2 separate regions of the Homo sapiens genome follow, and region 1 is linked to region 2. Evidence: chromatin loops called from intact Hi-C (ENCODE). Cell type or tissue: dorsolateral prefrontal cortex. All regions are shown on one strand. Links, peaks and the distances in the headings refer to the core of each region. The heading gives the core; the rest is flanking DNA.

The links. Hi-C counts contacts between places; a loop is a spot of excess contacts. Peaks named below come from ENCODE experiments on the same cell type or tissue, not always from the same donor. Only the 100,000 strongest peaks of a DNase experiment are listed, where the experiment ranks them.
Region 1: a loop joins it to region 2, with 1.9 times the contacts of the local background. A loop is called at or near these places in 1 of 110 quality-filtered maps.

Annotation. Positions count from the first base shown.
Region 1 is chr15:88,181,819-88,194,149 of GRCh38, reverse strand. It overlaps NTRK3 (neurotrophic receptor tyrosine kinase 3), which reads left to right. Exons shown (of 20, transcript NM_001012338.3): 4 at 9,851-9,925; 5 at 10,661-10,732. Among named protein-coding and RNA genes, the nearest start is that of NTRK3-AS1, 65 kb to the left of the region's middle. In dorsolateral prefrontal cortex, for the core only: no CTCF peak of the experiment used is centred there; a DNase peak (open chromatin) is centred at 6,769.
Region 2 is chr15:88,048,493-88,060,823 of GRCh38, reverse strand. The region is part of intron 13 of NTRK3 (neurotrophic receptor tyrosine kinase 3); the gene reads left to right. Among named protein-coding and RNA genes, the nearest start is that of MIR11181, 110 kb to the right of the region's middle. In dorsolateral prefrontal cortex, for the core only: no CTCF peak of the experiment used is centred there; no DNase peak of the experiment used is centred there.

The DNA of each region.
Region 1 (12,331 bases), core at 2,184-10,183, 130 kb before region 2:
GTCAAGGAAGCCAGAGAGGAAAGAATGTTTCAAGGAAGAAAGAGTGGTTAACAGGGTAAAATGCTACCCAGAGATTGAATAATGGGTGACAGAGAAGAGTCGATTGGATTTGCAAACATAAAAATCACTGGTGACCTTGACAGTGCAGTTTCAGTAGAGTAGTAGGATCGAAGACAAACTAGGATGGAGAATCAAAGGGAGGCGAGGAAGAAGGGCCTGCAGGTGTAGACGATTCTTTTAAACCATTTGCCATAAAGAGGCGTAGACACATGAGTTGGTAGCTGGAGGAGGACATGGAGTCAAGGAGGTTTTTTTTCTTTTTGTAGATGAGCTTTCCTAAAACATGTTTATATGTTGATGGAAAAACATAGCAGAGAGACAGTTGAGGGTAGAGAAGAGGAAGAGAAAAAATGAATATGTTCCTGAGAAGGTGGGAAAGGTTGAGGCCGGGTAGAAAGTCCACATGGGAAGCTGATAGCTAAATGGTTAAGGTCTGACATTGATCCCTTTGGGGATTCGTTCATTTATTCGCCTAGTGGTCACTATTTGCATAACACTGGAACCACAGCCTCCTGGCCTTGCCCTTAGAAAACTCATGCTTTGGTGAAGGCCATAGTCATGTAGGGACAGGAAAGGTGGAAAAGATGTGCCTGGGTGCCAAGGACATTTCTGCTTCCTCTTCGTTTGGTGTGTAGGGCCCTCCTACTTCCCCACTGCTGACCCTGACAGTGGACATCAAGCTGAGACCTGGGCCTGGGAGGGAGCTCTGGATATGGGGCCCTTGAGACCTCTGAGATCACCTTCCCCTTGCTGCTGTGCCCTGCAGTTATGCCTCCAGCATGCCTGTCCCTGGGTGGGATGTTCAGTGGTGTGCTCGGGGCCACAGCTCTCCCCAGAGATCAAGTTCAGGGTGCCTGTAGGGTCAGACCAGGGCCCTGGGCTGCTCAGGGGGCCAGGGTGAGGGCCGTGCAGGTACTGAGGGTGGAGATCCTCTGGCAGTGAGGTGGGGCAGCTGGGTGGCTACATAGTACCGCCCTGGATGGCTTTCCAGGTGTATACTTACTCAGGGGTGGTGCCCCAATTTAAGATTCTGGGGGTGAGTAAATGGTGAGTAAGACAGATATGATCTCTGTTCTCATGCATTATGGTTCTAATGTAGAGACACTGATGACAAACACATAATCAAATAATCTAATAAGACAATTACAGATGGTTATTAAGGGCTGTGAAGGACATAAACAGGCGTTTGTGCCAGAGAGCAACTGGAGGGGAAATGCAGGGGCTGCTAACACAGTGGGGTCAGGGCAGGCTTCTCCGAGAAGGTGATTTTTGAGTGGAGATCTGAGGGATTGAAAGAAGCCAGGGATGAGTGTTTCACGTAGGAGGTCCAGTTGGGAATAAGCTTGGCATATTTAAAGACCAGAAGCAGGACAGTGTGACTGGAGCCCACAAAACAAGGGGAGTGTGTTCAGAGAAGGAGCCCTAGAGGCATCTGGTGGCCAGCTTGTGCAGGACCTTGAGGGTGGCTTCCAGTGATGTCTGGACATCACTGGATTTTATTGTCATAGCCAAAGGAAGCCATTGGAGGGTTTTAGGCAGGAGAGAGTGGTTGCAATAATGTAGATTGTTGAAGAGGGAAAGCAGGGAGGCCAGGTAGGAGGGGATGCTTGTTCTCCGGGTTAGAATAGGTGGTGGTTACCGGGAGCATTGATGTGTAGGCAAGCTGGGGTTGCCATCCTGTGCCAGCCCAGGCAGCAGCAGTAAAAATAGAAGCAGATAGGCTGGGGAGGGGTAGGATAGGAGGCCACAGGCTGGGGTTCAGCCACAATGGCCTGGACTCCCCAGTGAACTGGCTGGCTCCCAGGTGAAATCTCGCTCCTGGGAGTTAGCCCTTTTCTTAGTGGGGTAGCAGTGAAGATGTGCCCTTGATCTTTTCCTGTTAGGAGACACAGCATCTTTGCACCTGCAGAACACAGGTGTGTGCACAAACGTTCTTCATTCCTGGCACAATACTTTGGAATTGATCAGGAAGCCAGCACAGATGCTGTCGTCTTCCATCTGTTTGCTGCATGATCTGAATGTTCCTTTCTGTGGTCCCAGGGGTGGCCCCAGATGCGGGGCTGGTTCACCGTGGTCCTTGGCGCACAGCTGCTTGTAGGCTTGTGTGCTAACGTGCTGGCATGCTGGGGTCACCGGCACAAGCCGTCCCAACCCCTGGCTGCCTGGGGCTCTCAGGTCTGGCTCCCCAGGCATCTAGCACACTGTCCCCCACAACAGCTGTCAAGGGAGGGAGAGCCAGGTGACTTGGCTAGCGTGATCCCATGCGCTCCTTCCCAGCCCCCTTGATGCCTTAGCACCATGGAGCTGTTGCTCCAGACGGTTTGTTTATGATGCTAAACATATCAGATAATTGAAAGCTAATGTTGCTGTCTGGATCACTAGACATAATACGCCTGGATAACAAATCAATTTCCTCATTGCCCTACAAGGCTTCGGAGTCAAAAGCGCGGCACATTGTGCGTGTGTGTGCACACGTGCATTCATGCGTGTGTGTGCTCCAATGCTGACTTGTTAGGAAATGGAATTCCAGACTAGCTTCTGCAGGCACTAGCTGGAGAGAAGGGACACCTGTATGCAATCTTGTTTTTGAAGCTTTTGAATTTTGTGTTGGAGGAGTAGAGTACTCACATATAAAAAACATCCGGAGGCCTAGGCAGGCTGATTGCTTGAGGCCAGGATTTCGCAACCAGCCTGGCCAACATGGTATAACCCTGTCTCTACTAAAAATACAAAAATCAGCCAGGCGTGGTGACACATGCCTATAGTCCCAGCTACTCGGTAGGCTGAGGCACGAGAATTGCTTGAACCTGGGAGGCAGAGTTTGCAGTGAGCTGAGATCACTGCACTCCAGCCTGGGTGACAGTGAGGCTCTGTGTTAAGACACACACACACACACACACACACACACACACACACACACACACACGGGAAACATCAGCTTCAGCTGCCTCCTGCCAGTATTCTGAACATAATGATAGTGTCGTACGCTTAGGTACCGCCATGTAAATGTGAATTGTGACTGCACCTCCAGGAAAGCTTCACTTAACTGGCAACTTCAGTTATCCAAAAGGGGGAGCAAAACAAAGTCATATGAAAACAAGGGCAAATATCTGCCTATCTGTATGCATGTGCATGTATGTGTGTGTGAATGTTTTCATATTCCCTTAGATCCTATTTACGCTTACTTTACATGCATTTCTAACAATACAAATGGAATCAGCTATTTATTCCACTAGTGCCATGCATCCACAGTGAATTGAGGACTTAGGCATTACCTTCTCTAACCCTCACCACAACTAGTTTTGCTATGGAAAATCTGATGGCTGGAGAAGCTCTAGTAACTGGCCTGAAGGCATCTGGCTTCCGGTGCTAGCGTGTCATCTCCAGGTCAGCCTAATTCCAGGTGCCAGCTCTTACCTATTGGGCTCCAAGAGGCTGCAGAGGATACTGGGCACAGCACATTTGGGAGGGAGGAGGGGCCCTGGGGACAGCTTAAGAGGTGATGGCCTGCAGCCTAATATCAAAAAAAGAGCCAGAAAATAGTTAAAATGGATGCGATAACCGTTGGAATAGGAAGTCATATCAGGGTAGGGCCATTTGTAGTAGGGCTACAAATTCTGCATCCATCAAGAGCTTCTGAGGGTTTTGCTGTGCTACAGCCTGGCAGGCTCATTAGGCTGGTCGTATTGATGTAAGGTCATCAAGAAAATGTAAATCATGATCTGTCTACTCTGTTTAAAAAGGCAAGGATGTGTGTAATGCATTTTAGGTGGAAAAAAGAAACATCCAGCAGGGAAGTTGAAAATGCAAAGGGTTTTGCATTTAAATTTAGTTGTCTGGAAAATTTGGTTATGAAGAAGAGCTCATTAATAGCAGTGAGAAGTCACAGTGAAGATAACAGCAATCTGACAGCCAGAGAGGAGCGGGAAAAGCTTAGAAAAATGAGGCAATACTGGGCCTGCTACCTGTCGAGAAAGGAAGGATGTTCCTAAGTCCCACCGACCGAGTTCCTGTCTTGCCAAGTGCCCAGGGAAGTTCTGCCAGGTAAAGGGTGCCTTGTCCCTGTTGACTTCCTCAATCACCTTAGTCCTCTGGGGTTAGATGGTGGTGGGCGTCTTTGTGTTCTACAATTTTCTGCATAGGAGAGGAGTAAACATGAAACATTAAATATTGAAGGTAGAAACAACTCTTAAACATATCCACATGACATATTTTTAATTAAAATATGGACCACACATTCTGTACCATCCAATTTTGGAATGCTTGGAGATTGCCAATTCGTTTATCATACTGGCCCAAGCAAAACAGAAGGAAGAAGAGAAAACTGGGGTACAAAAGTACCATCTGGTTGGCAATGGTGGCTCACGCCTGTAATCCCAGCACTTTGGGAGGCCGAGGCAGGTGGATCACCTGAGGTAAGGAGTTTGAGACCAGCCTGGCCAACATGGTGAAAACCTGTCTCTACTAAAAATACAAAATTAGCTGGGTGTGGTGGCACATGTCTGTAATCCCAGCTACTCGGGAGGCTAAGGCAGGAGAATTGCTTGAACCTGGGAGGCAGAGGTTGCAGTGAGCCATTGCACCCCACTGCAGAGGTTGCAGTGAGCCATTGCACTCCAGCCTGGGTGGCAAGAGTGAAACTCCATCTCAAAAAAAAAGAAAAAAAAAAAAGGAATTGCAATCTAATTTATTCTAGCACAAAGAATGTTTGTAGTCCCCATGAATGTATCAATTAATATTTAATTTATGCCATGTCCCATTATAAAAATGGCTATGAAGCAGCTATCTGTGGTCCTAGGTCTCTGGGACCTGGTGTTGCTGTTATGAGTCACTAAGAGTGGGTATGTTTCAGACTGATTTTTTAGAATTGCCAAAGAGACTCTGCATGGCCATTCCCTGACTCCATTTCCCTTCTAAGCCCACCTGGCAGCATCATGAGATCTTGATCCCAGGGGTCTACCTTGACATCACTGAGGTTTTTGAGTTCCTGCCCTAAGCCCGACTCTGACTCTGGAGGTCAATGTCATCATGTATTATGCCCCACTGTCTCCCTCCGTCTGGAAAAGTGGTGCCCAACTAGCTCTTGGCAGAGTAGTGGCTCTGTGGAATGGAAGGGCAGTGGTGAGAGGGTAGGAGCAGGGCATTGAGCTGATTTTCTGAATGGAGCATTTCACATTTCTATGGAATGAAGAGGCATGAGAAATCCAGGAGAGGAACTTTCAGTGGAGAGAAAAGGCTCTTGGCCAGTGGGTTCCAGCCAGAGATGGTGAGAAGAGACCACTGTTGCATCTGGAATGTGTAGCCTGGCTTGGGCCACGGTCCAGCAGGCCAACACACCCCTCATTTCCTCTCAAGAAATGCCTGTGACTTGAGAGGGTCCTGGGAGCTGTGGCTTGCCCATTTTTTCCTCTCACCTGGACTCAGTGACCTAGAGGTAGACTTTTTTGTATTGGCCTGAAGCCTGGTAGTGTTTGCTGCAAAGCAGTCATTTTCAAAATTGATGTTGTTTTAAGCCATGAGACTCTTGCTTTAATAGCCCTCTTAGGCAGAAGCTTTATATAATAAAGCAGGATTTCTCAATCCTGGTGCTGTGGACATTTGGGGCTGATGATTCTTAGCGGTGGGGGCTGTCCTGTGCATTGCAGGATGTTTAGCAACATCTCTAATCTCTACCCACTGTAGGCCATTGTTACTCTCTTTCCCCAGCTGTGACAATCAAAAATGTGTCCAGATATTGTCAAATGTCTGCTGGGGGGCAAAATCGCCTCCCTTTGAGAACCAATGTATTATGAGACTAAAGTGGAGGTAATTTATTTAAAGTAGGAGTGGGCACCTGATGTGCCACCCCTTTGCCCTCTTTCTCCTCCCTCCACTCTCTGTTTCTGATTGAACCAGGACACCCAGATTGAGAGCAGAGCTGCAGGTTCCTGTGGGGGCCATCACCATGCACTCTGCAGAATTGCACAGTCCCTTGGGCATTGCTATAAATTCTTTTCCTCCACAGCGGGAGTGGGTTTGTAAGATGTCCGGGCAGGGATGAGCTGGTCCAGCCTGTGGTCCTGGAACAGGGAAACCAGTCACCGCCCCCACAGGGTTTAGGTGCCTGGCCTGCCTCTAGAAGTTAATAGGTATTGATTTTTTCTTTTTTTTTTTTTTGAGACAGTGTCTCATTGTGTTGTCCACACTGGAGTGCAGTGGTGTGATCTCGGCTCACTGCAGCCTCGGCCTCCCAGATTCAAGCGATTCTCCTGCCTCAGCCTCCTGAGTAGTTGGGATTACAGGCGCCCACCACCATACCTGGCTAATTTTTGTATTTTTAGTAGAGACAGGGTTTCCCCATGTTGGCCAGGCTGGTCTCGAACTCCTGACCATGAATGATCCACCCGCCTCAGCCTCGCAAAGTCTGTTTTGCAGGCAGTATTGATTGATTTTCAAATGACAAAACAAATGCTCAATGAAAACAACCTGTACAGCCCAGAAAATCACAAAAAAGGAGAAGCCACGTGTAATCGTTCTGGGTTGAGATACTCACCATTGACAAAGGCAAACCAAACCTGCTCTTTTACTATATATATATAATATTTTCTAGAGCCTGCCTTTTTCACTGAAAGTGGTGGTCTCCCTAGTAGCACACACACACCAGCCGGCAGAGTCACAACACTGACCTCCTGGTTGGGTACCAAGTGGTGAGTCATAGGAGAACTTGGCAGGTGCCCAGCTGATGCCATCCGGAAATGTCAGGGCCTCATCTTCATCCTCTTGCTCTTCCTCGGAACCTGCTCTGATGTGGCATCTATGCACTCCTTGAACCTGTGTATAAACTCCTGCTGGAACAGTTTTCCTGGAGGCCATGAATGACAGGTTTCCTTCCCCTCCACACTCTGCCACATGGGGTTTTTATCAATGATTGCTGAGACATGACAACTTCCAGCAGAAGCCTGATACCATTTTTAGCTTGAAAACTGAGAACAAGACTGCTCAGTTTCCGTAAGGCACAGGAGGAAAATAATCAGCACAGCCAGCTCTGCCTGAGAACTTACATGTGCCCCACACTGCAAAGGGGTTTTCTTTTTTATCATAGTCTTTTGATCTTCACATCATTCTTACGAGGCAGTTATTTTATTATCCCCATTTAATAGATGAGAAAACTGAGGCACAGACAGAGAAGTAACCTGGACAGGGTCATATAGATAGGGGTACTGGTGGGGCCAGGATATGCATTTTGACCATCAGCTCCTAGGGCAGGAGTCGACAACTGTTTTCTGTAAAGGGCCAGAGAGTAAATATTTCAGGTTTTGCAGGCCATATGGCCTCTGTAGCAACTATTCAGCTCTGTTATTGTAGCTTGAAGAGAGCTATAGATGACAGTAAATGAACAGGTATGAACATGGAAATTTGAATTTCATGTAGTTTTCATGTGTTACAAAATATAATTCTTCTTTTGATTTTTAAAAATGTAAATGCTATTTTTAGCTCTGGGGCTGCAGGAAAGCAGGCAGCGGGCTGTAGCTTGACGACCACTGCCTTAGAGCCCTGACTCCTACCCACACTGTTGCACTGTGGCTACAAAAATGCCATTCCCTGATTTAGGAAAACTCAGACCTACTCAACGGAGGAGGTGGGGACTATTATTCTACTTACCGGAGGACTCTTTGCAGCAAGGAGTTCATTCATTTCTCTGCCATATCTCAGTGCTTGCCTAAGTCAGGGAAGGGTCCGTTTGTGGGCATAAGGACATGAGGGCTGAGAAGGGTAAGGCTTGAGAACATGGTAATGATTGACAACTCAACCGTAACAACACATTTATGGAATTCTAATGTGGGCTGTGAAAAATGATTTCAGTGATTTAAACAATTGGATAAAAGTTGCTTGTTGGGAGCAGATCCTTGTAGGAAGCTGGAGTCCTGTGAATGAGAAGTATTCTGTACAATCATGGTGATCTACTTGGTAATTTACAAAACCCGGGGAATACACTGGGGGACCTGGTGGCACAGATAGTTCTACTCCTCTGGCGCTTTCTTTTCATCTGAAATGTTGCCAGGTTCTCTGCCATGGTGAGACCAGACCACCCAAACTGCCCTGGGGCTGTAAGGCTTCCAGGGAGAACTTTGGCATTGGAATCCAACACCAACCTGGCCACCTGGTCCATGTCCCCAGCAGATGCCAGTGTCTCTGGCTGCTCAGCAGGGACTTTGGGAGAATGTGGTACAAAACAGGTTCTCAGCATACCTTGTCACCGTGTGGCTCTGAAATGCTTCCAGAGGCCCTGGCAGTCATAGTCCTGCTGCCTTGCTGGCTCTGACTCGAGTTGGTGGCAGATGGCAGAGCTACGGGTGTGGTGGTGCTGGGGAGGAGATGTCTGGGGAAGGTGGCTGTCACTTTTCTGGACAGAGTGTGCCTGGGTTAGTTCTGTCCCAGGATGAGCTGTCACCTCTCTGCACTCTTCACTAAGATTGAAGTACTTAGAATTCATGGCCACTGATCAGAGTAAAATCCTGGGAGGATGGGGTGGGCAGTGGAAGGCCTTTTCCCGAGATCCTTTGGTGCCTCTTGGGATCACAGGTGTGTATGAATGGGCACATTCATACACCTTTAGAGCTGCAAAGGGCTTTGATAATTAATAGTGTAATGGTTCTCAACCTGGGGATCCCAAAAGCAGTAATGAGGGGTGTTTGTTTCTGGCATTTGGTCAATACAAAAACAATAAACCCAGAAATCAGATCCATACCCATGACAAGCCTTCTCATGCTGACAGAATGTTGAGTTTCTTTGCTTTGGGCTGGAATTTATGCAGTGGATGAGTTAGCACGGGTTTGTGTCTGTTGATAAAAAGCTCTGGTTAATAGTGATTTATATTGCTGATTAATAAATCCAAGAAGATGAATTAATTAGTAGTTAATAGATGTAGTGTGCTTGCTAGATATAAACCTCCTTAAACATGGGATCTCTTGGGGCAAAGTTCTAAAAGGAGACCTTCATGATGAAAAGGGGAGAAACTGCTGATCCAGTGCAACTCTCCTCTTTTACAAATGAAGACATGAGAGACTCAGAGAGGTGGAAGCACTGGCTCAAAGTCACTGGGTCCTGAAGTCTCAGATGAAGCTAGGGTTTGTGTCCTCCACTGCCAGGTTCCCATTCTTTCCATGACACTCTAGTGGCTCCAGGATCCTTAGGTGGCCCCCACTCTCTGGAGTCAGCTCCACCAAATCAAGCCATTGGTTTTTTGAGCTCCAGGAGGGATTGGGCTGTGGGTCACCCAAAGGGGGCTTCCAGAGTCTAGACCCTGGTGATGCTGGAAGTAGGAGTGTGTCCCTCCTTGGCTATGCCCACTGGCCAGCCGGCCACCCCGTCCTTTTTTAAAGCCATGTCATTTGTATTGTCTTTATGGGCAATAACTAAGGGAAAAAAAAGGCCAGTCCTTAGGAAATTCTGAATAGGAAAAAGAAAGAAGGGGAACAGAGGAAAACTGAGTTAGGAAGACAAGCAGGGAGATTGAACTTCACGTCTTTAGCATCTTTTTCTAGCTGATGGGGAGACATTCAATGCAATCCATGGGCCAGGAACTTGGATCCAATGAATCCAGTTAATTCTTGCAACAACCCAATCAGGCAGACGGTGTGAACCCCACCACGCAGAGGAAGAAACTGAGGCTCAGATTTATTTGGTGACTTGGCAAAAGGCCTGGCAATCAATTAGCTCATCGGGGATCAAAGCCAGGTCTCTGTGGCTCCAAAGCCAGCCCCATTTCTGTTGCTTCTGGCTGACCGTTACCTTTCCTCCTCCCCTGCAGACACATAGAGAACTGGCGCAGTCTTCACACGCTCAACGCCGTGGACATGGAGCTCTACACCGGACTTCAAAAGCTGTGAGTACACCCGGCCACAGAGAGGCCTTTCCCTGTGGAAGGGGTGGATGCCACCTGGTCTGCCTTCTGGGGTGGCGTGAGGGGCACAGCAAGACTGCCATCCGTGCTTTCTCCCCCAGGTCTTCTTTTGGTAGAGTTGGCAATATGCACTTAGGGGACACCAGAGGCTTCAAAGGCCATCTCTTCACACCCCTTTGTCTCACCCTAGTCTAGAGAGGCAAGGGGGTTGTGTGAATTCCCATCTTGAAGGTAGGGTTTCAAGGCAGGCCTAGAACCCAGGCATGCTGGGTGAGTGTCCTTTCCCTACCCTTATGCTTGACTGATGAGCCCCATGGAGTATGAGATTTCCCAGCTACCTCCACCCTTGGATGTCGGTACTAGTGACTGTGGGGACCTGGAGTGGGGAGAGGGACAAGGAACAAAGAGGGCTGCAGCCCTGCCATTACTGGACCAGCAGAAGCCCTGGTCCTTACCTACTGGCCAGGATGGGTGGAGGGCAGCTGCCAGTATGACCCCTGACCTCCCAGCCTCACGGGGCCCTGGGGCGTGTGAGCCCAGGTGCCTCCACTGAGCAACCCCAGCAGGCCACCTGTGATAACTGGCAATGAAGAGGTGTAGATAATCCACAGGGCGGCTGCAGGGCCAGCCTTAGCCTCACCCCCTGCCAGCCTCAGCCCAGAGCAGATATCCCTCTGCCACTTGAGCTCTGCTGATCCTCTTTTTCTCTCTGTCTAGGACCATCAAGAACTCAGGACTTCGGAGCATTCAGCCCAGAGCCTTTGCCAAGAACCCCCATTTGCGTTATATGTGAGTAGAGCTGGGCTGCAGGGATTGGGGGCACATGGCAGGTACTCTTGGGGCAGTGAAACCGGAGACCTGAGGTCTAGACCTGGCTTTTTGCCTCCAGGGGCTCTTGGGCAAGGTTTTGAACTTTATTGGGCTTCCAATTTTGCCTCTTAAAAGGATTATTTTGGGTTTGATGATCTCTAAGTTTCCTGTCAGAAGGAAAAATCTAGGACCAGGGGCTGAGAGGGAGAGTCAGTCTCCTGACACCCAAGTGTGTTCACTTTCATGATGAAACTTGCAATTTTATGGGAACGTAAATGATAGGGAATTCCACTCATATGTAATGTGAATACTATACTTCTGAGACCATAAGTAGGCCCATAAGAGTGTGTATGTGTGTTAGGACTGGCGGGGGGCGGGGGGGGGTTGCAAGAAGAAAGAAAGTATGGCTAATAGCCAGTGTTATGTCTAAATAGATCTGGGTTCAGTGGGGAAAAGCTCAGAGAAGTGGAAACACCTGTGTAATGTCACACAGCTTTGTTTGGGACAAGCTAGAGGTCAGGTGGTTATGGGTGGGGGTTCCTGTCTGTGCCTCCTTCATCCTGTCTCTCCCCTTTCCCTAGTGGGGATAGAATCACAAGAGTTGATGCTTCCTCTCTAAGCCGAGTTCTGGGCTGATAAACTTTGGGATTTAATGAGGACTGCCATTTCCTGGGGAGAAAGTGGGCATGAAAGGAAGCCTGGGGTGAGTGATTAGGGGAAGTGCCAACCTGCTGCACCTGTAGAGGGGTATTTGTTGTCTGGGTCAACTCCAAGGATAGTGGCCATCTCGGACACCCTTTGGGCATGTTCCCAAAGAGCAGAGGCTCTGCAGGAACCAGGTGGGGAGGGGTCTATTGCCTTTGGGGAGAAAGTGGAGAAGTGGTGTGCTATGGGCTAGTCTTTCCTGTGGCCACTTAAAAGTTTCACTGACTGAGCACTTTGCATTTGGTAACGGAGGGCAGCTGGGCTGGAGAGAAATTGCATGCACCGGGGCAGAACATCCAGGGGAGCTGTGGGAAGTGGAGGGTAGGGAAGGTGGGGAAAGGGAAGAGATCACAGTGAATCCTGGTGGAGGAGTTGTTTTTTCTTTTTTGGGGGATCCTGACCTTACCCCCAGGCTCTTTGTGTTTTCCCAAGCACATAGTGAGTGCTTGATAAATATTTGTTTATCAGTATGGCCACCTCTGCTTTCTGCGGAGCTTTCTTTTCTCTCTCTGGAAAGAACAGGCTCTGTGGTCACTGTTCAGGGCCAGGTGTATCAGCCCCAGGGGACTGAGACCTCCCTTTCAGCTGCCTAATTAACTGTTGCCCCTTGCCCCAGGGTAGCCTCTGTGGTGAGAGTCTCCTGATGTGTGTTCTTTGCAGCTGGAGGCATAGCTGGGACCAGAGGAGGGTCTTGGACCAGATGTTCCAGGTGTTTATTTTATTGGGGGTTTGAGTTTCACTGTAAAACATCCTAAGGGAAAAAGCTTTTGACATCTGAGAAGTCTCCGTTTTCATAGTAATTCATACAAGGGTCACAAAGCCAAATGCCCATGGTGGACCAGGTGGGGTCACGTGTCCCCTCCAAAGAGGCAA
Region 2 (12,331 bases), core at 2,428-10,427:
ATAACTTCTTACACTTGGATTATGCCTCCTTCTTTTCTTTCCTGGGTGATGAAAATAGCCTGTGACTGGGGCTTCTTGCTTCCACTTCTACCCCAACCCATGGTCTGTTCTGCACACAGCAGCCTGAGCCATGTGATGTAAGGGACAATTAGCTCCTGCTGTTCCCCCGTGCTCAGTTCCAAGGGCTTCCCATCAAAGTGCCTGCTCTTCTGGATGGTCCCCATGGTCATGCACGGCCTGGCTTGGGGCTGCCTCTCTACCCTGTCTCCCCCTTATCTTGCCACTGGTCACTTCCCCTCAGTCACGCTAGCCCCCTCACTGTTCCTTGACCATGCAGCCTCCTGTTTCCCTGGGGACTTTGCACGTGTGCTTCCCACCATGGAGAACAGGCTTCCCTGAGATGGTCTCAGGGCCCCCTACTTTTTTTTTTTTTTTTTTTTGAGATGGAGTCTCATTCTGTCACCCAGGCTGGAGTGCAATAGTGCAATCTTGGATCACTGCGACCTCCACCTCCTGGGTTTAAGCGAGTTTCCTGCCTCAGCCTCCCAAGTAGCTGGGATTACAGGCAACTGCCACCATGCCTGGCTAATTTTTGTATTTTTTTTAGTAGAGATGGAGTTTCACCATGTTGGCCAGGCTGGTCTCAAACTCCTGACCTCAAGTAATCTTCCTGCCTTGGCCACCCAAATTACAGGCGTGAGCCACCTCACCCAGCCACAGGGTGCCCTCCTTCACGGCAACCAGGCCTCTGCTAAGATGTCACCTCCGTGAGGAGGCTTCCATGACCTTCCAGACTCGGTGGCTTTAACAACAGAAATCTATTCTGGAGTTCAAGCTCAAGGTAGTGGTAGGGTTGGTTTCTTCGAATGCCTCTCTTCTGGGCTCTTCTCATTGTATCTTCACATGGCCTTCCCTTTGTGTCTGTCTAGTCCTAAACTCCTGTTCTTCTAAGAAGGACACCAGTGACATTGGGTTAGGGCTTGCCCTAATGACCTCATTTTAACCTAGTTATCCCCTTAAAGACCTTTTCTCCAAATCCAGTTACATTTTGAGGCCCTGGGTGTTATAACATTAACATATAAATTTTAGGGGGGGTCACAATTTAGCTTGTAACACCTAGTGTCCTCTTTATCCCCCGACCATAGCTCTGGGTAGAAGCAGGTCTCACTGCACACACGATGGGTGTTATGGAAAATGGTGCAAACTTCCCGGCAGCATGTTCCTTGTCCTGTGTTGATTGAGGTGCCTGGGGGTGCTTGCCAGAGAGTTTGGAGCTGTGCACAGAGTGGAATATGAGTGGAGCATGTGCAGAGTGAAGCATGCATGGAGAATATTTATATGGGCCTGGAATAATGTGCATTTTGTTTCAGGTGTGTGCCTATAACTAGGGGTTTATAGGTGATAGAGGAGCAACAATGAAATGAACATGTAGGATGTGTGTACTGCTTACCAAGTGAACTCCTGGCTTGGGGTACAAAATCATTGTATGTTCTGGACTCTTGTCTCCCAGCAGAGCCATCGCTGATCTATCTGAATTACAGATTAGCTGGCACCGAAGGGACTGCAGAATCCATTTAAATGGATAGCTCTCTAATTTATTAAAGGGCTTATTTATGCTGTTGATATCGGGTGCTCATCAAATTCTTGGAGTGGCACAAGCCCCTTTCCTGCCCTCTGCTTGCCATTGCTGCTGGAAGATTTTCTCTTTTCCAGGAGAGCTCTAAATGGCTGTAGCCAGAGGGCTGTGTGTGTGTGTGTGTGTGTGTGTGTGTGTTTGTGTGTGAGTGAAATAAAGGGGCCATGCACCTTCTGTGGGCTTTCCATGTTTCTTGCAGCTTTGCAATTAGCTTGCTGCTGATGGTGAACATCTAAATCTCTGGAAGAAGCTAGAGTACCACATTTTTCTCTGCTGGCTCAGAGGAGAATGAAGGTGGACACTTGGCTGACAACTAGGTCCTCCCTTTACTGCCTCCATCATCATGATAATTATCATCATCATCATCCCATGTGCAATGACATTGAGATTTCTGGAATCTGACATGTAGCTCTTAAATTGCTTTCCTGAACATGACCCTGCTTCAGACTCTTCCAGCCATGTGGCTTGTGGGCAGGTTAGGGGAGGATGCAACAGATGGGGATGGATATATCTGTGCATTCAAGAGTCCTTCTGCTGGGTTAGCCGGATAGTTCTGTTCTCAGGAACGGGCATTGGGGCATGGTGGAGGGTAGTGGTGCTAGGTGTGCTTTGGGCCAGAATTTTGGGAAAAGAAGTTAAAAAATGCCAATACTAGGGGTCTTTCTGGAAAGGAGAGAGACCCACAGACAGAACTTCCCCTGTTTGACCTAGGACTTGCACTAACCTTTGACCTTTGGAGGAAAGATGTTCAGTCCCACTTATGATAACAACCTAATAAATACCAAACACTTTTCACATATTCATTTAACCCTCAAAACAATCCTATGAGGTTGGCTATCATATCATTACCATTTGATTGGTGAAAAAACTGAGAGACGTTAAGTAACCTCCCCAAGGCCTCTCATCTAGTCAATGGAGAAAGTGGGATTTGAACTCAAGAACTGTCTGACGTCGTAGTCCTGGTGCTTACCTGCCACTCTGGACTCTTTCCCCTTTGGCCAAAGCGATCCAAGTTCCTACACACTTGCTCCTGACCCTGTCAAAGTCCAAGGCCCCAAGCTGTGCTTCCTGCCATCTGCTCTTGCCTTCCCCTTGCCAGGCAGAATGATTGGCTTGCAGAGCCAGTGAGATCTCACCCAGAGAGAGCGAGCTTTGTCACCCCGTGGCTTCTGGGGTCTGAGCATCTGCTCGGCTCTCCGTCCCTGGCCCGCCCTTTTCCTTTGCAAGTGATTCACTGTGTCAGTGGTGTGTCAGCCCCATACTGGCAGCAGGCATCTCCCAGCGTATCATCAGAGACAGAGGAAGAGAAAGACAGAAGAGAGCAATGAGGGCAATCCGCCTCCCTCAGAAAGATATTGGGAGTCATTTTGAATGGGCTTGACAAAGGACTAGGAACAGCTCAAAAGGTGTTCTGCAAGAGGCTATGGGTGCAGCCCTGGGTGGCTGGAAGTGGGAGTCAGGGTTTTCCCGGCAGCTCACAGCCCCCAGGGGCAGAGCAGGGCACTGGAAGGCACTGATCATATTTCCCTGATGCTCCCCTGAGGTTGTAGTCAATAGCAATGTAGAAGGACCTTTGCTCTCCTTGAAGGTCACCAGGAGCTTCCCGTTGCTCCACCTTCTGGAATTGGCCAAGACACTCAAAGAACAGCCCTTGCTCAGGACACATTTCTTTCTTTTTTTTTTTTCTTTTTAGAGGGAGTCTCGCTCTGTCTCCCAGGCTGGAGTGCAGTGGCACAATCTCAGCTCACTGCAACCTCCACCTCCCAGATTCCAGCGTTTCTCCCACCTCAGCCTCCTGAGTAGCTGGGATTACAGGCACCTGCCACCACGCCCGGCTAATTTTTTGTATTTTTAGTGGAAACGGGGTTTCGCCATGTTGGCCAGGCTGGTCTCAAACTCCTGACCTCAAGTGATCCGCACACCTCGGCCTCCCAAAGCACCAGGATTACAGGTGTGAGCCACTGCACCCAGCCCTCAGGACACATTTCTTTTTTTCTTTTTTTCTTTTTTTTTTTTTTTGAGACGGAGTTTCGCTCTGTCGCCCAGGCTGGAGTGCAGTGGCGCGATCTCGACTCACTGCAAGCTCCGCCTCCCGGGTTCACGCCATTCTCCTGCCTCAGCCTCCCGTGTAGCTGGGACTACAGGCGCGCGCCACCATGCCCGGCTAATTTTTGTATTTTTAGTAGAGACGGGGTTTCACCGTGTTAGCGAGGATGGTCTCGATCTCCTGACCTCGTGATCCGCCCGTCTCGGCCTCCCAAAGTGCTGGGATTACAGGCGTGAGCCACCGCGCCCGGCCGACACATTTCTTTGTGTTCTTGATACCATATGAATGAGATTATTGCTTAAGTGAGGCTGATCATCAGAAGGGACTTTGTCACAACCCTAAGCCAACCAGGAAGAACATGTTGTCGACTCTCTGTGGAGTCACCCCAATGGGGAGATACTGAGAAAGTGCCAAAGGGTTTTCCGGACAGGCTATCTTGCCTCAGAGATTCTCAGACCATGCGGAACCATGCTAAGGCTTTGTGGAAGGAGGGAACGAGTGAGCAGCACATTTCTGTGAAAATGCAGTCTTTTTGTCATATTTGAAATTCATGTGAGATTATTTTAATTCTTGAAACAGGTTTCTTCTCAGCTCTAAATTATGATCTCAGCATCAAATTGAAGCAGTGTCTTTGTTCCCAAGTGAAACGAAGGCCCCGAGGCAGATAATAAACTACATAAGTACTGTTAACCATAGGTAGAATATTTACTGTACTTAATTTTCTACATTTGGACCATGAACAAAAAAATAGAGAAATTTTATCATCTCCCTTCATCTCCAACCTATGCCCTGAAAATTTTCTTATTATTAATATTTAAAGCCCATCACTCTGCATGAATCATTGGCTATAAAAAGACATAAATTTTGCTCTATTTCCATTTTATACACATATTTCTTTAACTCTTCCATATGATCAAGGTTCTACATTAAAAAAAAAATATATATATATATATATATATATATATGAAAACAGTCTGTGCTTGTAATGCTTCACCCACGTTGTCCTAACTGATTTGTTCAGTTGAGAGCTCCAGGAGGCTTAACCAGCAGAACCCAGGGGCCTGCCATGCTCCTTTGTTTCTTTCTACTGCCTGCTTTCTCTCCAGTTTGCCCACAAGTCATGCCTTAACCTACATGCAGTACTATCCTGCTGCCGGGGCACTTTTCTTTGCCAGTGGCTTCGGTTGGCTCATCTTAGTGACAATGGGAACGATAAGATAGAAGTCCCTTTCAGTCTGATTCTCCTTTATCAAGGCAACAACCTGAACTCTAAGTCTGTTCCAGCTGCTAGGGGAGGAAAACGTTGACTTTGGATTTTAAAAACCTTGAGGCTGCCCCGTTTAAATGCCTCCTTTCCCAGTCTAGGTATTTTGCAGCATGGAACCAGAGAGGGCTGGTGCCTCAGTATTGGGTGAATACACTGGAAATCCTGGGTTCTCATGTTGTTTGGTTGATTGAGTGAACTTGGGCAATTCACTGGGTCTTAGTTTCATCACCGATTGAAAGGGCGGCTTGTCACCTACCTTATCTATGTCAGAGAGTGATTGGGAGAGGGAAGCAATGAGCCAGTGAATGTGAAAGTGCTTGGTTCCATGAAGCGCTATGCAAATCTAAGGAGATGCTGTGATGATGAAGATTATAATGATGATGATGTTTTCAAGGGTCATTGAATGAATATATTTCATATTTCCAGGAAATATGTTATTTGATTGTTCATATGAAATTGCATTATTAGAATCTGAGTTTGAGTCCAGTCCAAAAATTGGGAAGTGCTTTTTCTCCTAGAACTGCCAATGATTCACCAGTGGCACTGTTTGGATGTGGTCATTAAGATGCCACATGTCCCCATCTGTCTACTCCTCCCAGTTTAATTTTTTAAGTGGCACAGATCTTCTTTAATCTCTTTCCAATAGAGAGGTGGGGAGGGTGAAGAGAGACTGTTGGCAAAGAGCTTCGAGTTCCTCTGCAGAAGGCTGAGGCCATGGGGGTCTACCACAGGGCCTGGGATTGGCATTCATTACCAGAATCTAAGCTCACTGGATGCACCACACCCTCACACAAAACACCTCCCCCTTCCCTCTGCCAGTTCATGGCTTTGTAAAGCACAGGGAAGTGTTTGGGCTCTGAGGTTAGCTACATAGGAGTTGAAATCCCAGCTCTGTTAATTTCTACCTGCTTGGTGTGGGCAAAGATCTACATCTCTCTCAGCCTCAGTTTTCTCATCTGCAAAATGGTGATATTAAGAGTACCTTTCTCATGGAAGTGCAAAAATCACTTGCACTTTGGAAAAAAAAATACATGCAAAGAGCACAATGCCTGAAACATAGTAAGCACTTGTTGAATGTTTGCTGCTATTATTATTATTGTTATCATCATCATCATCATCATCAATATTTTCAGAAGCTAGGAGCATTTCTATATAACCCACTGACCCAGGGGGAAATTGAGATCCAGGAGTATTTTGGCCTCATCTCTGGGGTTGCCCTCATAATGTTAGCTACCAAGTGCTTTGCAGAAACTCCAGAACTGAAATAGGAGGTGCCATGCTGTCATATTTTGCTATTTCTGTTCTTTAATTAATTCTAACTGTCTAATTGTATGGGATGCCTGTTGAGTTGCTCATTTTGCAAGACATGAACTCTAGGATGTCTCTACTATAAAGGAGCCTGCATCTCATCTGGTAGGGCACCCAAGAGCTTATAACCAGCTGCAGGTCAATGTGGATTGCTCATGTGTGGGGCTGAATGCCAGGAATGAGGAGTTCTGGCTGGGACCGGGGTGGGCAGAAGCAGAGGACACTTAGATCAGAATTTGTAGAGGAAGTGGCTGTGAACTGGGTCAGTAGATATATAGAACACTATGTCTACCTTATATTAACTTTCCAACAAATGGTAGTTACTAATGTTATTATTTAATGGTTTGCTCGCAATAGGCATTCAATATATTTTTTGGATTGACTGATTGCCTAAAACTGGCAGTACAAACAAATGAGGCAGGTTTTATTATTCCCATTTCTTTTTGCCCAGAACGGCCTCTGGTTTATATTGAACTGGGCTCAATGCTCATGGTGATGGAACCAGTCATAACACCACTTGTTGAATTATCGGCTTTATTTTCCCCTTAGATTTGCAGCCCAGCACATTCTATCTACCTTGGCACAGAAGAGAGCAAACCTTTCTATCAGCTTCCTGTAGTGTCATATTAATCAGTACCTTTTTTCAGAGCCTGGTCTCAGGGAAGAGAACTTGAGGCAAATTGCCAAAGGACATGAAATTCTGATTTTTACCAGTTCCATTAAGTATAGCCTTTCATTTTGATAAGGTATTTGTACCCATGTCTGAACTTAACAACTCTATTAATTACTAATATTTATCTAGCCCTGGCTATGTGCCAGGCACTGTGCTAAGTATTTTACACATATTTCTTCATTTAAATCTCATAACAACCTTAGAATCTTTGTCAAGTAGGTGCTATTATTTTCCCTATTATTGATATGGGAATACTGAGGCAGAGCGAGGGCAAATAACTTGCCCAGCTGAGGTCCCAAAGAACTTGGGAGGTCTCCCACCATAGCCCATACCCCTGACCAACGTACCTATGGCCTCACTGTATGTTGGGCATCAGATCCATGGTCAGATTGCTCTTGTCAAATTCAGAGTGAAGTACAGGCATGTTGGGTTGCTGGTTTCAAGGACTGTTCTTGACAAATACCCTTTGCATGGTCCGGCTGTCAGTCCCAGGAACCCTCTTAAGTCCACTGTAGCCAAACCCTTCTATTTAGTAGGTATGAGGTCTCCGGCCTTGGCTATTAAGTGGAGCCTCCACACACTGACTGTGGGACAGGCCCTTTGAATCTCTGAACTCCTATAACCCTTGTGACCTATATAAAATTAGCCTCATTACTCTCTGCCCCCTTACCCTGCTGCACCTTCCTTTGTGGCTGCCAGTACCACTAGACAAATGACATATATTTATTGGTTTAGTTATCCACATTCTGTTGCCCTCCCCTTAGAATGTTATTGCCATCAAACAAGGGCTTTGTTTTGTATCCCCAGTTCCTAGAACAGTGTCTGGCACATAGTAGGTTCCTAATAAATGTTTTGAGAATCTGATAAATGGACACTGTTGAGGGGAGGCTCATTTTCCCAGTTTTCCAGATAGGAAACCAAGGCTCAAAGAAGTTAAGCCACTTATTTAAAGTTACACAGCTAATAAGGCTTCCATACTGATCAGCTGATAGATAACCCCTTGGGCCCAAATTCTCTTAATATTTTCAGCTCCTTGTTCCTAAAATACCTGGAATGTGACAACCTGTTCGATGGGTGAGTGCTTCCGTTGCTGCACCTCCTTGGCCTGTCATATGTGCTAGCAAACTTCTGCACCTATACTCCCCTCCCTGACACCCTCCACCTCCATTACCCAAAGATTTTTCACTTTCCATCTCATTTCTCATTGATTTATTAGCATAAGCCATTTTTAGCTCACTATTATAATAAATCTATTAACTCCCAGTGATTACAATCAGCATTAATTACATCTAACTTTAAAGTATCATACAATGCATGGCTGTAGGGAAGACTCCACTCTTGGATGTGGCAGCCCCTGACACCTCTGACAGCAGATGTCTGGATACCTCTTTGAAAGACGCCCATGGGCTTTAGCATGTTGGAGTTAGAGTCATAGCGTGCTTACTCCAAACTAGAGAATTGGCTTTTCGGTCTGACTGACCAGGGTTCCAACTAATTTTTCCCCTTTCTAGCCATGTGTGCTCAGGCAAGTCACCTCATCTCTTGGAGCCATAGCTTCCTATTTTCACCATGTTACTGGGAAATTAAGAAATGGCAGCCATGCTGATGTCTCACCCAGCCTCTCTCCAGGACGTGATAGGGGGTGATGGATCCCTGTGTTGAGTGCAGGCTACCTCCTGTCCTATTCTTGGAGCTATTTTAGATGTACACCTGGAAATATTTATGACATCACTTATTCTATAATACATTTCCCCTTTATGTATGGAAATTAGGGAACTATGTTCATCCAGCATAGTTAACAGGGTTGTCCTTTAACATTTATTGGGTCCTTACTAAATGCCTGGATAGGTGAAGAATCAGGCTAAAGTCCATGGTAACCAAGAAGAGTTAGCCAGTCTTTCAATTATGGTGCTCTTCTCTACATCTAATAAAGCTCATTCCTTATTTGCATTATTAAGTCCTCTTGCTTTGATGAGAAGTGGGAAGCATTGGCTAACTGTGATCCCCTAGCATGGAATGGAAGACTTTAGGGCATATAGATGCTGTCATTAGTGGCTATATTAAAAGAAGAACCTGTCACTTAAATCAGTAATTATCATGGGGGTTAAAAGTATTAACAGCAAAGTTCTTGAGTTAGCTAACCACTGTTTTTTTTCTTTTTTACTTTACTAGAATTATTTTTAGTTAACATTTACTGAGAACTTATACCATGCCAAGGGCTTTACGTAAGTATTTTATTTAACCCCAACAATAGTCTGATGAGGGAGTTACTGTTATTAACCCTATTTATAGATAAGGAAACAAATACTTAGTTTAAGAGGCATGACCAAGATGGCATTAGTTAACAGAGCAGCAGAAATGATGCTTTTGACTGAGACATGCTCCTCATTGTGATAAACACTGTTGCCTTTTCTTAGTCAAGAGGAATAAAAGCATGGAGTCACAACAACTTCCTTCCCTGTTAAGCCTTATTCTTGGGTTGCAGAGAATCACTAGCGAGAGACAGAGAGGCAATAGGCAAACCTTGATCTTCAGAAGAGCTGCACGAATCTACAGGAAGAAATAACTGTGAGTGGGTGGAGTGGGGAGAAAGAGGAGGGAGAGTTAGGTTCAAGAAATGCTTCAAGGGAGTGGTGGGGATTGAGCTGGTTCCTGGGAGGTGTAGGGTTGGGCAGGTGGGTTGTCGGCATCAAAGCAAATGTCTTGGGCTGGAGCACAGGTGTGGCAGAGGTGGAAATGTAGATTGTGTATTTGGGGAACAGCAGACGTGTACTTTTACTCAATTGCTGGTAGGAGATGTGGTTAGTGAAATAATTAGATGACCACGGTCTTTGAATGTCAAACCCAATTTGTACATGTTTATGAATGAAGACACACCTAAATGGTATTAGAGAGTAAATTTGATGAAAATTCTGCAACAGACCCATGGAAAATATTATATATGCTCTCTTATCATATTGTTTCCTAAGTTTTCTTAAAATTATAGTTTGTGGCAGGGAGTATATTGTAGGATGAGTACAGGCCTTGGGATGGATTACATGGTCTTGGATTGGAATTCCAATTTCACCATTTATTAGCTGAGGGACAGTTGGCAGGTTAATAAAATAGTTCTGAGCCTCAATTTCTTTGTCTGTAAAATGGAAGTGATCATTGCAAGTTTGCAAAGATTAAATGAGCTAATTATTTATAAATTGCTTGGGGGCAATTTTGGCTATGGTATATACTCATCAAATAGTAGTTCTATTAAATTAGAAAGCACAGGAAAGCATAGCCTGATCCCTGAGTGGATTTTCCACAAATACTATCTGATTTATTTGTGTGTGTGAGTGTGTGTATACTACTCAGCTATGCTTTCTATACAAACACACACACACATACACACACACACACACACACACACACACACGGTATATATTGATTACTCAATCTACCTAGCTAAACTTTAAAAAGATACATGTCTAATATCTGAAGTAGAAAACATTCCATATATAAATATGCTGTGAGCCCAGGCCAAGATGGGAATGGTACCTAGGCCCATTAGAAGTCATCCATTTTTAAAATAGATGTCATTTATTAGCTTAAGGATTGTAATGTGGTGATTTTGAGAAGCATCTTGTTGGAATCCCACCTGTAAAAGTCTAGTTTTCCCCTATAGCCTGGGACACACGTGCCTTTGAATTCATGCCAACAATAGGGAAGGACAGTGAAGAAAACCCTGATATTATATTGACACTTTCTTTACTTCTCTTTGGAAGTTCTCCTGTTTATATTCTTGGTGCTTAACTGCATTAAAAAAAATTCAGGGGCAAATTGTTGGTTTAATGAATGCCTGTGCCTTCAACAAAGATACTATTATGTGAAAATAGTCAATAGCCCATTCAGAGTTTCCCAACAGATATGTTTCTAAAATTGTTGAGTGTGAAGTTTTGCATCTATGAGCGTCAGGAGCACAATGCCAAGTGTGTGCCTAGCAAAACTTCTTCACTGTCTAATGCTTTCCTATAGCTTTCTCTGGCAGATGCAGAGATGCATAATCATTGATTCTGAACCATCTTCGATTAGCAGAAACTTCTAACACTTCAAGTTTCTCTGCTCCCAACCTCTCTTTCAATTGGTTAATGATCTTAAAATACCCTCAGCTGCACCACAGTGTCTTTAAAGGGCCTGCTATTTAAAGGCACCTTGGGAGGAATCCCCTGATTCACACATTTGCATATTAGGCCAATGTTCTGAGTGTGTTTGGGAACTCAGCAGTTTCAGATAATATTGACAACAGCCTCTTGGCCAGGGTTGACATTATTCAGATAAGGCTTGCTACATACTGACCTTTTACATATATCATTTTGCTTAGCTTAAATGCTTAGGTCAGTGTCAGGATCAGCTAATTAATATTAGCTGTTAGTGAACCCCATAAACACACACACCATTCTGAAGTGGACACTTTAAAATTACATGAATTTTAAATTCCATTATAAAACACTGTGGGGTTTTTAATAGATCACCAACAAACAATATTGTTAAGCAATTAAAAAATAATAAAGCAAACCTGCTTAAATAGCTGTAACCTCACAGGGTCAAAATTATGCCTGCTGCCCTGGGAACATAAACTCTTGAAAACTAGGGGAAATAAACTGTTAAGGACTTAAAATAGACTAGGCATACTATGTAAGTATTCGAAGCATCACTTCCATGCCTCTTGCATGCGGTCCATTTGAGCAGGAGACAAGACTTGCTTTTCTGTCTCTTCAGCACCACCTTGCACTGCATTCTCAGCTCCAGGGTTGCTTCTGTGCATCTTCTATCAGGCACAGAGGAAAAGCAATTTCTACACACCTCACCAGATCTTAAAATATATCCTTCTCTGATTCCTCATTTGCCCTTGACACTGCTGGCATTTCATTTCGTCAGTGTTGTAGGGTAGTGGGAGGTTACGGTTGACCTTACAGGAGGAACTTGAAGCCTCACAGAGATAAGGTGACACCTTCCCGATTGCACACAGTTGTATTTACAGCAGTGCTGGGGTAAGAGCTTGGATTAGAACTCAGGACCCTTGTGGCATCCATCTGTTGCTCTTGCCTTCCAGGATAAATCTCCTTTCCTGGTAAGATGGTTTGACTTTTACAAGATCTTGATTTTCATTTTAATAATCCCAAGTCTTCCCCTGACTCTGCAAAGGAGTTAAATTTAAATACATAGCCTACATTTTATCTTGACATTTTCTTTAGAATGCAGGAAAAGGAGGGGCCAGATATTCAGTCTTCCCATCATGAGAGCAAAATCCTACTATTGTGTTGGAACCCTTTGTTAAGAGAGGTGTGGGGCCAAAGGCTTCTTTGCAAGCCTCCAGGCTCTCCAGTTACCCCTGCAGACACCAGGAAAAACCTGCATCCCACATTCTAC